Regions from separate parts of the Homo sapiens genome. Here region 2 is linked to region 1. Evidence: chromatin contacts called from ENCODE Hi-C or POLR2A ChIA-PET data. All regions are on one chromosome and are shown on one strand. The core of a region is the stretch at or near the end of the contact, and the rest is flanking DNA. Distances in the headings are between cores, read along the strand shown. Region 1 holds the start of TNRC6B (trinucleotide repeat containing adaptor 6B). Region 2 holds the start of MRTFA (myocardin related transcription factor A).

The links. A loop is a pair of places that touch in the nucleus more often than their neighbours do. ChIA-PET counts read pairs that join two places held with the same protein, here RNA polymerase II (POLR2A). Pooled maps may share reads with other maps.
Region 2: a loop to region 1 is called in a map of CD4-positive, alpha-beta T cell, with 24 times the contacts of the local background. The contact joins the promoter of MRTFA here to the promoter of TNRC6B in region 1. A Hi-C loop is called at or near these places in 8 of 168 maps with a recorded cell type or tissue (B cell, CD4-positive, alpha-beta T cell, CD8-positive, alpha-beta T cell and 2 more), 3 of 37 single-sample maps with no recorded cell type and 20 of 50 pooled maps. POLR2A ChIA-PET finds 5 or more read pairs at or near these places in 3 of 52 experiments (CD4-positive, alpha-beta T cell, GM10248 and WTC11).

What each region holds. Positions count from the first base shown.
Region 1 is chr22:40,172,868-40,179,499 of GRCh38, forward strand. TNRC6B (trinucleotide repeat containing adaptor 6B) reads left to right here and starts at 5,058. Exons shown (of 23, transcript NM_001162501.2): 1 at 5,058-5,273. The coding sequence starts at 5,269. RefSeq lists an enhancer at 4,897-4,946.
Region 2 is chr22:40,634,211-40,641,486 of GRCh38, forward strand. MRTFA (myocardin related transcription factor A) reads right to left here and starts at 2,509. Exons shown (of 15, transcript NM_020831.6): 1 at 2,268-2,509. RefSeq lists a silencer at 1,964-2,273 and enhancers at 2,534-2,843, 3,583-4,782.

The DNA of each region.
Region 1 (6,632 bases), core at 3,808-6,307:
TTTTCTTGAGTTGATTTTGGTAACTTCTGTTTTCTTTGACTATCATCCATCTTATTTAATCTTCAAGTTTATTTATGTAAAGTTACATATAATTCTAGCATGAGTTAAAAGATTTTCTCTAAATCTGCAGTTATGATATCCTCTTTCTCAGCCCTAATGTTTGTGACTTCTCTCTTTCAATTGATCAGATTTTTGACAGAATTATCTACATTTATTTAGTGTTTTAAAACAAAATATAGTTTTTGGTTTTGTTTTTTGGTTTTTTTTTGAGATGGAGTCTCGCTCTACTGGTGATCTCCGCTCACTGCAACCTCCACCTCGCGGATTCAAGCAATTCTCCTGCCTCAGGTTCCCGAGTAGCTGGGACTACAGGTGCGTGCCACCACGCCCGGCTAATTTTTGTATTTGTAGTAGAGACGGGGTTTCACCATGTTGACCAGGATGGTCTTGATCACTTGACCTCGTGATCCACCCTCGGCCTCCCAAAGTACTGGAATTACAGGTGTGAGCCATCACGCCTGGCCTAGTTTTTGTTTTTATTAATTCAGTTTACTCTTTTTTTTTTTTTTTGGCTGTTACTTTATATCTGTGCCAAAAACAACAAAACAGATATATATATAATCTGTCACCAAGGCTGGAGTACAGTGGCGTGATCTCAGCTCAGCCTCCGGAGTAGCTAGGACCACAGGCATACCCCACCAAGCCTGGCTGACTTTTTTTATTTTTTTGTAGAGGCGAGATCTCACTATGTTTGTTGCCCAGTCTCAAACTCTTGGGCTCAAGTAAACCTCTAACTTTGGCCTCCCAAAGTGCTGGGATTACAGGCATGAGTCAACACCATGGCCAGCCTTGCTTTTATATTTATTCATTTTTGGGGTTTATTAACTCTTTTTCTAGATTTTTGAACATATATATATATATATATATTTTTTTTTTTTTTTTTTTTTTTTTTTTGAGACAGAATCTCATTCTGTTGTCCAGGCTGGGGTGCAGTGGCATGATCTTAGCTCACTGCAACCACCATCTCCCAGGTTCAAGTAATTGTCCTGCCTTAGCCTCCCAAGTAGCTGGGATTACCAGCAGGTACCACCATGCCCAGCTAAATTTTGTATTTTGAGTTGGGTTTTCACCATGTTGGCCAGGCTGGTCTTGAACTCCTGACCTCAGGTGATCTGCCTGGCTCAGTCTCCCAGAGTGCTGTGATTACAGGCGTGAGCCACCACGCCCAGCCTTTTTCTAGATTTTTGAGTTAAATACTCAGTTCAGTTATTTTTCAATCTTGTTTTCTTCTTTTTCTTTTTCTTTTTTTTTTTAGAGACAGAGTTTTGCTCTATTGCCCCAGCTGGAGGGTAGTGGCACGACCTTGCTCACTGCAGCTCACTGCAACCTGCAGCCTCCACCTTCTGGCTTCAAGTGATTCTTGAGCCTCAGCCTGCTGAGTAGTTGGGACTACAGGCGTGTGCCACCATGCCCAGCTAATTTTTGTTATTTTTAGTAGAAACGGGATTTTGCCATGTTGGCCAAGCTGGTCTCGAACTCCTGGCCTCAAGTGATCCACCCACCTCGGCGTCCCAAAGTGCTGGGATTACAGGTATAAGCCACCATGCCTGGCCAATCATGTTTTCTGATAAAAATATTTTGAGGAATGGTATGTAACCTCCAAAGGTGCCAGCTTTGAAAGATAACAGTCATTTGAATGTTCTTGTTTTTAGTTTTAGAAAATAATTTTTATGGCTGAGGCCGGCAGATCACGAGGTGATCACGAGGTGATTTAGTGAAACCCCGTCTCTACTACAAATACAAAAAAATTAGCCGAGCGTGGTGGCAGGCACCTATAGTCCCAGCTATTCGGGAGGCTGAGGCAGGAGAATGGCGTGAACCCGGGAGGCGGAGCTTGCAGTAAGCCGAGATAGCACCACTGCACTCTAGCCTGGGCGACAAAGCGAGACTCCATCTCAAAAAAAAAAAAAAAAATTTATTTCTTTGTGTCCTTACCTTACAATAATATAATTTTAAAATATTGTCTAATTGTTAATATGAAAAAAGTATAATAAATCTATCACAGAATCTATTATGTCTGGAAACACAAGGGAGAAATAATGTATTTATTGCACTTGTTTGTTTTAGATAAACGATTAGACTAATTGTATTAAATTTAGAGGTATTGCATAGAAAAGATGATGTGGAGGTTAAGGAAAAAATATTCAGTGGCCGGGCGCAGTGCCTCATGCCTGTAATCTCAGCACTTTGGGAGGCTGACGTGGGCAGATCACGAGGTCAGGAGTTCGAGACCAGCCTGGCCAACATGGTGAAACCCTGTCTCTATTAAAAATACAAAAATTATCTGGGCATGGTGGCATGTGTCTGTAATCCCAGCTACTCAGGAGGCTGAGACAGGAGAATCGCTTGAACCCAGGAGGTGGAGGTTCCTGTGAGCCGATACCATGCCACTGCACTCCAGCCTGGGTGACAGAGCAAGACTCTGTCTCAAAATATATATATATATGTTTTCAGCATATTATTTGAAATTAGAACCAATATTTTATTTAAAATATGTTTGTTCTGTTTCCAAACTTTTCATGCAGTTTGCTATTTAACACTTACAAGGCAACACATATAAATATTTGTATACAATAATATTCTACACTGGGGAATGGAGACTTAGCAAAGTTCAGTTTCATAAAGAAAGCATGTCCATCACAAATTAAAACAAGGTGGATGTTCAGTCTCCACACATTTTTACAAATCGAGCCAGCTACAAGCAAGTAGGCTTTCAGTAACTCATCTGGAAGGTATTGGAAGGATAAAAATAGACTAAATAATCAGAATTTCCATTCTAGTAGTTTCCTGCTTTTTCCTGCATCTCAATTGTCAGTGCAGGGCCTGGCTATTTCACTCAGTGCTAGGCAAAGACAGTGGAAGCTTGTTAAGCCACAGCTATTCAGGCTACCAGATTGTCCAGGCATTGGCCTTTGCCTGCCATGAAACAGCTCCTTTCCTGTCGTCATATCTGAGTGGAAAGAGCAAAGGCGGGAGACTGTATAAAGACCCAGAAGCCAGGATGACAACAAGTGTTGTGGGATTTTACAAGCATTCGTAGGTTCCTTTTCAAGGAAAGCCGGGTTTCTAGAATCCATCAGTTGTCTGCTGGCTGGCATGGCAGCCTAGTTTATGGGAGAAGCACACTAGGGAATCCTCCCTTTTCTGGCTTATAGAGATAGGTGGAGTCGATAGTCACAGGGCATTCTCATGCACTTTTTTTTTTTTTTTTTTTGAGATGGAGTTTCACTCTTGCTGCCCAGTCTGGAGTGCAATGGCGCGATCTCGGCTCACCACAACCTCCGCCTCCCGGGTTCAAGCGATTCTCCTGCTAAGCTCAGCCTCCCTAGTAGCTGGGATTACAGGCATGTGCCACCACGCTGGCTAATTTTGTATTTTTAGTAGAGACGGGGTTTCTCCATGCTGGTCAGGCTGGTCTCGAACTCCCGACCTCAGGTGATCTGCCTGCCTCGGCCTCCCAAAGTGCTGGGATTACAGGTATGAGCCACCGCACCCGGCCTCATGCGCTTTTTACCATTTTAGTTACTTTCTTTCCTGAAGCCGTCCTTAAAACATAGATGAATGCGAGTTTCTGGGAACTATGTGACCCTCATTCCCCTACATTTTTTATATTCAGGTGGCAGATTTCCTCCTACTCAGCCCAGCCCTTCTGAATAGGGTCCAAGTCATTGATTTATTCATTTATTTACCTCCTATGTGGTGTTTGGTGTGGAGCCTCACAGAGCAGTGAAGACGTGGTGTTTTTCCTTATACAGTTTACAGTCTCCTGGGGAAGACTAATGTTAAGCACATTCTTTCATAAATTGCAATTATGACCATTGCTCTGAAGAAGTAGTAAAGGATATTATGGGAGTGTTAACAGGAGGGCCTGGTCTGGACTGCGAGGGTCAAGAAGCCTTCCCAGGGTGGAGGCGAACTTTTGAGATGGCCAGGAAAAGATGAACAGAACTACTCAAAGAAGCCAAGTGCAGAGTTTCAGAGGTGAAAGAAACCAAAGATACCATCTAGGGAAGCCCAATCTCCGCCGGCTACCAATGAGAAAACGGAGGCCAGGCAGGGTGGGAGGATGGGTAAGGGACTTACTTACTTGCTGTTAGCAGTGAAGTTACACGGCCTGTGAGCCGCGGGGGCTGGAGATGCAAACCGAGCTTGGGTTTCTTAAGTGGGTAGGAGTGGAGATGTATATGCGAAGGAGAAGGGATTAGGAGTGGTGGAAACCAGGTAGGTTTTAATTTAGTGCCTAGGCTCCCTCAGCTGCAGAGCTACCTCCTGCGGTGGGGGAGGGGATTAAAGATGACTCAGACCTGCCCTAGCCCAGAGAAACTCCGTTTGCAGTGCTGAAGCATAGTTTTTATTTGGGTTTGGGGGAGGAGGTACTGAACACACATACAGGCAAAACAATAAGTGTAGAGTTCAGAATTGGGAAACCAGTCCCTCTTCTGCAGCTGTTCAGCTGTGTGATTTGGGATAAGTCACTTAACCTTTCTGAATTGCAGTTCAGTTTATACTTTTGTGCGTTTCTTTCAGTCTTTTTCTATACATTTTAGGAGTTTCTTAGAGATCAGTCGTGCCCTGTATTTCACCTCATTCTTTCAAAGCTAAAGCCTCTTGTTTGGTAGAGCTGTGTTTCAGCCCCTTTTACAGAGCAGTTTGCCAGCCTGTGCTTGCCCAAACATCTAGAGAATAACTAGCAAGCGAGCCAGGAGAAGATCCAGGAGCTGTAAGAATCGTTAGCAACTGAGCATATTTCTATAAACCAATAAAGGTTTTTCTGTTTTGTTCATCTGTTACCCTTATGCTGTTGCCACTTTCACATGCAGTGTCTGTAGGCGGAGAGTATGAGATAACAGCATTTCACAAATGAAAGTGAGTGGAAAAGGGCTGCTTCCCCTTTAAGGCAGTCTCAGCTCCAGCTCCCTCCCCTTTCCTGATTGACAAACCTACCCGAAGTCACATGATCTGCCTCTATTTGAAGGTCACAAAAAGCTGCTTCCTTTAGAGACAGAGAGGGAGAGAGAGAGCAAGAGGGAGAGTGTGTGAGAGAGAGTTAGTTCAAGCCAAAATGGCCGACAGAGTCTCTGCTGGTTTCTGAATATTTAAAATACAAAAAAACAGATAGACAAAAAGAATTCATTTTTTGGACCTTTTTTCATTTCCATTTCTACCTTGTATGCCTCAATTTGCTGGATTTAAGCACTGCTGCACTTTATGAGGTTGGTAAATATTTTCAATTTTTTTTAACCAATTGATTTATATGGATCTTGTCTAACCGTTTTCACTGGTGGTGTTGCAAATCGACATTTGTCTAGCATGGAGACTGGCTTCAGACATTTCGTGGATCTGTGTAAATCAGACCCGTGATGTACTTTGGTTCGGCATTTTAGAAATGGAAAAGACGTGGTAAAATATTTAGATTTTGAAGTGATTTAATTGCACTTTTAATGTATATGCAGATTTTCATCATCGTTTCTATCTTGCAATAAATGAAGCTGCGAGTAATTGGAAATTTGCTATTTAGAAAGAGGTTTTTAAAAAACACAGACCTCCCCCTCCCCCCTTAAATCTGCTGCAAAAATTTGCATAAATATAAATGGGTTTGCATTCTTTCGGCTGCTAAGGCCGACAAAGGATCTGGGAGGGCAAGCCCTAGAACGGGAAAGCCTTTTTCTATCTTTTTATTTTTTAAACTGGGCCCTCCTTCCTAGAGAGATGTAAAACCTAAAGTAAGACCTAATACATTTTAAACATCAGGTTGGGGGCGGGTGAACACCAGGAGGTTTGGGGTTTGTAGATTCCCCTGCTTGAAAACCTCCCAAGCAATATGTGGCTCACCCCTCTCCTTTCTGCGCGCGCTCATTTGCACTGGGTCTCTGTGTGTGTTCTCAAATGTGCAGCCAGATGCGCTTTTATTTTGATCCTGGATTCAACCAAAGGGTAGGACTATGTTGTAAACATGGTGTTTTAAAGATATGAACAGCTATTCACCGCGATTAGAAATTATTTCTTTATCAGTTCTCCCTGTGTATTAGCCTTCTTCATTCCTCACGAAATAAAATTTTTGTTTAATTTTACACAGATGCAAAACTGAGTTTTTCAGCATAAATTCATCGTGTGAGTGTGTGGTTGCCTGTTTCGGCCATGTATCCACTGCGAAGTGGTCATTTAGGGTCACATGTATAAGTAGCAGTCTATGTGATTGTTAGTAACCCCTGAAGCTGTGCAGTGCCTGAAGTTAAATTCCATTACTCCTAATGCAGGATTCTGGAAGCCTGAGAGCAGGGAGGAAAGAAAGCTGAAAACTTGCTTTCTCAGAGCCTCCTCCCCCTATCATTGTGAGAGTGTGATGTAATGCTTCTCGGTCTGGTGGGCTGAAAGGATTGTAGTTTGTGATGTGGCGGGTAAATTGCCCCCACCCCTGGGTAAATTACTCCACCCCCCTGAGCACATCCCTGGCTCTGAGAGGCCTTGTTTTCTTTTCTCTTTTTTTCCTAATTTGTATCCTCCTGATTTATGCTGTGGCATATTGGCATGAGAAAGAGACTGTTCTTCTAAATCTGTTACAAAGTATAGTT
Region 2 (7,276 bases), core at 1,259-3,758, 460 kb after region 1:
CTGAGTAGCTGGGACTACAGGTGCAAGCCACCACGTCTGCTAATTCTTTAACTTTTTTGTGGAGACAAGCTATCATTATGTTGCCCAAGCGGGTCTCAACTCGAACTCCTGGCCTCAAGTGATCCTCCTGCCTTGGCCTCCCGAAGTGCTAGGATTACAGGCGTAAGCCACTGTGCCCCGCCTATCAGGAAAACTTTCCAAGCTGTTATTTCTCTTTGGAATTTCCTCTCCTTCATCTGAGTTAACATTCAGCTCAAATGCCATTTTCTTTGAAGCCTTCCCATACATCCACAGGAAAAGCTCCCTTGACTCTCCCAGTGAAGTCTGGATTTAGAGTGTATTTCAGCGCGTTACAATCATCTGTCATTTTTTGCCTCTCCCACTAGACTGTGAGCTCCTCATGAGCAGGGACCATATCTCACTTATCTTGACAGCCCCAGCCCTTAGAAAAACACCTGGCACGTTACAAACATGGAACAAAAAGTCTGTTGAATGAATAAATGAAGTCATCCCTTAAGTAGTACTTGTAATTACTAACGGGTGACCCAAACTTTATGGTTTTGCCCTTTATAGGCTGAGATTCTATTTCATACTCTTTTTAATCACTCCCTAATAGCATCTGGCAGAGTACTAAGGACATGGAAACTCTCCAATAAATACTTTTGGGTGATGGGATACATATTACTCTTCCACCTCTCTTGATTTGACTCTAAATAACTTATTCAAGTGGATGTGACTTTTGGAAGCCTTCTTAAAAACGGGCTCTTCTTAATAGTTATTGGCCAAAAACTGAAACAAACACTAGAGCTAAACTACAGATATTTTTTTCTTTGCAGGTGTTTTTAAAGAACGCAGTAATGGATTGCTTCTTTCTAAATCATTTCAATAAGAAACAGTAACATAAAGCCCTTTGGTTCGCTATGAAAAATGCAAACGACATTAAGCAAAACTTAGTTTAATAACTTCCAGCCAAAGGTTCCCCACCCTGCAGTCATAGGGCTGTGGGCCAGCTGGCTGTACCACCTCACCCCCGGGAGATGACTGCTTTTCAACAGTAAAACTGCGTAAGTGACATTTGGAGTTTTGGGGGTCTTCTGAAGTAAAACATGTAGGTCTAACTTCTTACTGACAATAAGTCTTAACGTTACAGGCTTCGGCTTGATGTAGAAAGGACCCTGAAAAGATCTCAAAAACTTGCAACTCGGGGACATTCCAGACGTCTTATGAGTTTAAAACTATGTAAAAACATACGAAGCATGGGGTAATTCCATTATTATATTTAAGTGATGTATTCCACATTCCTGTATATACACACACTTCATGCCAAACAGAGGCTGGCAAGCAAGTTAACCATTCAACTGCCCTTTCGTTATGCTGCATAACAGGGAGACAACAGAGAGAAATCTTGACAATGCCAAGCTGGGCTAGTGCTTAAAGGCACACAGGCAAACCAGGCATTCTCAACATCCCAAAAGCAAACATTTCTTGGGCCCTTACTATGGGCCAAGCACTGTGTCAAACGCTTCACGTGAATTATTTCATTCGACACTTACAACAAACAACCGTATGCGATTGGTGCTATTATCCTCATTTTTCAGACGAGGAAACCAAGGCACAAGATTACACAGCTAGCAAGTGGCAGGTTTGGGAGTCGACTCAAAAGGTCCAGCCCTAGGCACTATGGAGTATCAAAGGTACCCGAAGCGGGGAGGGTGGACTGCATCAGCGTCCTGACAGACGCTTTCTTAGGAGGTAAAGTTCTTGGCCATCAAGTTTCAGATTTGCAGAGCCCTGTACACCTGGCAGCATTCAGGTTTGCTATACTGGCACCAACAAGTCCAGCTGAGCCTCCTTGCCTGGGAATCCCAAGGACTGCACTTGGATCCTGAAGGTCTGCACAAGACCCCAGAGAAAGCGGCCGACACCCCGTCCCTGCAATCAAAACACATCCCGGGAGAAGCGAGGGCGAGGACCTCCGTGCCTCCCCGCCCCGCGCAGCACAGCCCTGCCAGGCAGTGCACAGGTGCACGACCGCGCCCGCCCGCCCGGCCCGGCCCGGGTCCCAGCCCCGGCACAGTGACCGCCGCTCTGCGACTCCGGCCCCGAGGGCAGGGGCAGAAGGCCGGCAAGAAGAGGGCAGGGGACGCGAGGGCCGCCTCGCCCGACCCCCCGAGGACGCGCGCAGCAGGGTCGGGGGGGAAAAAGGATGCTCCAGGCGGGGCGAGGCCGCGGTGGGGGAGGGGTCCCCAACCCGGACTCTCACTCACCGCCTCGCGCGGCTCCCGGCCGGGTTCCGCGGCTCGCCCCACTCCGGCTCTAGCCGCCCGCGTCTCCTCTCGAGGCTCACTGTCCAGCCCGGGCGCACGGAGCTGAGAAGTCGCCGCCAGCGGAGGGCGTGTGGCCAGCGGCAACCAAGAGGGTGGGAAAGATGGGACCGTCGCTCTCGCCGCCGCGGCCACCACAGACACTGCCGCCGCCGGCTCCTCTCAGCCACGGAAGCTGCGGGCCCGCCCACCACGCCCGCCTCCCGTCCTGAAGACTGTCCGCTGGAGAAGTGACGGCGGCGCTAGCCAATCAGAGGCCTGATCGGGGTCGTGATCGGCGGACTAAAGGGCGGGCGGAGAAGGAAGCGGCATGAAGAAGGCGAAAACGGCGGCCTGACTTCCTGTGACTGACGGCACGGCGCAGCCAATGGGCAACGGGGAGATGACCTCATCTCTGAGGAAAGTCTGGAACTGGCTGAGCTGCGGCGAGGGGGTTGGCGACGAGCCGGGGGCGGAGCTCTGGGCCTTAAAGAGGCCGCAGCCCTGTGGTCACCCTGTGAAGGGAAGGGCGGTGGACCCTGCCGGATCTTGCGAAGTTGCCAAGGGGTCAATGCCCAGGCGCGAGTAATTACTGCATTAATCCCAGACCCCATCCCGATTCTTGTCGGGGACTGAAGGGTCTCCGCCTGGGGCTCCGAAGTCGATCATTTCACATTCACGCTTCCCAAAACGAGACACAATAAATTCCGCTCTGGCCTGGAGCCTTGAATTCCCGTTACGGTCCCGCCCCGCCGAGGCCCGTCGCCTTGTTTCTCTGAGTCAGTTTCCCCAACGGTGAAAGGGAGGACGCTGACACCTGCCTGCCCCTCCCTATCTGCCGAGGCCGTGGAGATCAGCAGCAGCGAAAGCGCTCTGGGCTTAGAAGAGGAAAAGGGCTGCGTGAGCCCAAGAGCTTGCATCGGAAGGCTCCAGGAAGAGCATCTGCAAAAAAGAGGATTCCACGGGATGACCCCCGACAACTCTTGGAATTCTAAAATCCTATACCCTTGCCCGCACCCATTCGTGTAGTGAAGGGGCGCGCGTTAGGCGCAGAGGCCACACGCTCCGCAAGTGAACCCGGGCACCTCTCTGAACCTATTCCGGGCTGAGGGCGGGGAGCGGGTGGCTGCCCGATTTAAAAACATGTATATGTATGTGTATGTGTATGTGTATGTGTATGTGTATGTGTATGTGTATATGTATATGTATATGTATATGTATATGTATATGTATATGTATTATGAGTGAAGTCCATGACTGCAACAGGGAGAAAGGAGAAAGGCGAAAGGGGAGAGAGCAACAAGGTAAGCCAGGCCCACTGTGATGACAGCTGCGGTCATGCAGGCCCTTCGTATCCGCCTTCCTCCCCAGCAATGGGAGAGAGCCCAGAAAAGGAGAAATAACCCCAACTCGATGGGGTGGAAAAGGGGGAAGCGCTTTCCGGAAGGCTTCCGGGATGGGGTCACCAGAGTCAGAGGAAGGAGTAACAGTAGATAGAAGAAGAAGTGGTCAGGGGCGTTCTTCTAGGTTTGGGGCGGACCCGCGTGAAGATGCAAAGACTGAAAAGGGGCGGCTCACTTTACATTCCAAGGTAAATTCTCACTATGACCCCCTTTTCCCCATCAAAGGCTTCTGGGACTGCCCATGGGTGAACTCAGAGGGAGGGTAGGAGAGGGTGCTGCTCTATCCAATGGCGGCAAAAGTCAAAGTGGCCTTGGGTATTCCCAATTACTCACTATAAATCAGCTTCCAATGCCGGTCGCAGAATCTTGGAGTTAGACGGGATCCTCGTGGGCTCTTAGTCACACACACCTTCCCCAAGGCAAAAATTCTTGCACAAAATACCTGATAAAATTATTTATTCGATAAATATTTTTTGAGTAAGAACACTGAGGGGGTAAGCTAGATGAGATACAGTCACTACCCTGGGGGTGCTTACACCAAACTGGAGGATGCTAAGGCACGTACTGCGGTGACTGCAATGCCAGGCCGGTATCCCAGGTGACTAAAACAGGATGCAGGCCGGGTGCGGTGGCTCACGCCTATAATCCCAGCACTTTGGGAGGTCGAGGCGGGCGGATCACGAGGTCAGGAGACCAAGACCATCTTGGCCAACACGGTGAAACCCCGTCTCTACTAAAAAACAGAAAAAATTAGCTGGGCGTGGTGGCGGGCGCCTGTAGTCCCAGCTACTCGGGAGGCTGAGGCAGGAGAATGGCGGAACCTGGGAGGCAGAGCTTGCAGTGAGCTGAGATCGCGCCACTGCACTCCAGCCTGGGCGACAGAGTGAGACTCCATCTCAAAACAAAAAACAAAAACAGGATGCAGTCCGGGCGCGGTGACTCACGCCTGTAATCCCAGCGCTTTGGGAGGCCGAGGCGGGCGGATCACGAGGTCAGGAGATCAAGACCATCCTGGCTAACACGGTGAAACCCCGTCTCTACTAAAAACAGAAAAAATTAGCTGGGCGTGGTGGCGGGCGCCTGTCAAGTCCCAGCTACTCGGGAGGCTGAGGCAGGAGAATGGCATGAACCCGGGAGGCGGAGCTTGCAGTGAGCCGAGATGGCGCCACTGCACACCAGCCTGGGCGACAGAGCGAGACTCCGTATTTAAAAAAAAAAAAAAAAAAGAGGATGCAGAAGTGCGCCTCGGAGGAGAAAGTACCCCCACTGGAATTATTGGGGTGGGGCAGATTTCCCCAAAACATGACCAAGGTGGGGCATTCCAGATAGTACCCACCCAGACACAGCCCTCCTTAAAAAGCCCAGGTAATGAGGAGGCACAAGTGTATTTTATTAGTCACAGGAAAAGAGATCTGCCCATTCATGGCAGAGACTGCAGGCAACCTCACCGTCTCACAAATATCTCTATACTTTTTCTGGACAACTTAAATTGTATACGTTTTATATACTATATATAGACACATATATATTTTGTGTATATATAAAGGGTTAGGCTGGATGTGGTGGCTCACACCTGTAATCCCAGCACTTTGGGTGGCCGAGACCAGAGGATCACTTGAGGTCAGGAGTTCAAGACCAGCCTGGCCAACATGGTGAAACCCCGTCTCTACTAAAAATACAAAAATGAACCGGGCGTGGTGATGCTCACCTGTAATCCCAGCTACTCGGGAGGCTGAGGCAGGAGAATTGCTTGAACCTGGGAGGCGGAGATTGCAGTGAGCCGAGATCCCACCACTGCACTCCAGCCTGGGTGACAGAGTAAGAGAGACTCTGTCTCAAAGAAAAAAAAAGCCAGGCGCGGTGGCTCACGCCTGTAATCCCAGCACTTTGGGAGGCCAAGGCGGGCAGATCACGAGGTCAGGAGATTGAGACCATCCTGGCTAACACGGTGAAACCCCGTCTCTACTATAAATACAAAAAATTAGCCGGGTGTGGTAGCGGGCGCCTGTAGTCCCAGCTACTCAGGAGGCTGAGGTGGGAAAATGGCGTGAACCCTGGAGGTGGAGCTTGCAGTGAGCCGAGATCGTGCCACTGCACTCCAGGCTGGGCGACAGAGTGAGACTCCGTCTCAAAAAAAAAAAAAAAAAGGGTTTATATATTTCTTATAGGTGGTCTGCCTCCCTCTAATCTCTGACCCCACTCCAGCCTGGGTAACTCTGAAAAAAAAAAGGAATAACATTATCTCTGACCCTAGATCCTAATGTTATCCTCTAAAGCTTCACCAAACATGTCTAATCCCACTTCACCCTCTTTCCCACACCCTCGACCCATCTCCACAAAACAGTAGGGAATAAGTCCCTTTTTCTTGCCATCAGGCCTCAGTGACTTCATGTCCTAATGACTTCATGCGGACATCCTTCAGGATCTATTGGCGACATGTGTTATTTGTGTCCTTCCCTGTAAACATTCTCTTTCTTTTGGTAAGAGAACTCCACTTTCCTCTGGGGAACTGTCAGAGGCGTTCGAACCAGGACTCCATCTTAAATAGGGGCTGGGTAAAATAAGGCTGAGACCTACTGAGTTGCATTTCCAGGAGATTAGGCATTCTAAGTCACAGGATGAGATAGGTCAGCACAAGATACAAGGACCTTGCTAATAAAATATGTTATGGTAAAGAAGCCGGACAAAACCCACCAAAGCCAAGATGGTAAGAAAAGTGACCTCTGGTCATCCTCACTGCTCATTATACACTATTTATAATGCATTAGCATGCTAAAAGGCACTCCCACCAGTGCCGTGACAGTTTACAGATACCATGGAAATGTCCAGAGGTTACCCTCTCTGGTCTAAAAATGGGAGGAAACCTCAGTTCCAGTTCCAGGGATTGCCCACCCCTTTCCCAGAAAATTCATGAATAATCCATCCCTTGCTTAGCATATAATCGAGAAGTGACAATAAGTATAAGCAGCTGAGTGGCCCATGCCACTGCTCTGCCTATGGAGTGGCCATTCTTTTGTATCTCTTTTTTTTTTTTTCCTTTTTTTGACACAGAGTCTTGCCCTGTCACCCAGGCTGGAGTGCAGTGGCACAATCTCAGTTCACTGCAACCTCTGCCTCCCAGGTTCAAGCGATTCTCCTCCCTCAGCCTCCAGAGTAGCTGAGACTACAGGTGCGTGCCACCACACCTGGCTAATTTTTGTATTTTTGGTAGAGAGGGGCTTTCACCATATTGGCCAGGCTGGTCTAGAACTCCTGGCCTCAAGTGATCTGCACCCCGACTCAGCCTCCGAAAGTGCTGGGATTACGGGCCTGAGCCACTGCACCTGGCCTCTTGTTTCCTTACTTCTCTAATAAACTTGCTCTCACTTAACTCTATGAATTCGCCTCAAATTCTTTCTTGCACGAGATCCAAGAACCCTCTCTTGAGGTCTAGATCAGGAGGCCTTGCTGGTAACAGAACCACTCCGCCCCACTGTCTATCCCTGTAGCTGCCTTGGGAATATGACTCACTACTCACCTTGGGGTTGGGGGGTGGGGGGGATCACATGGCCCAGTCCTAACCAATGAAAG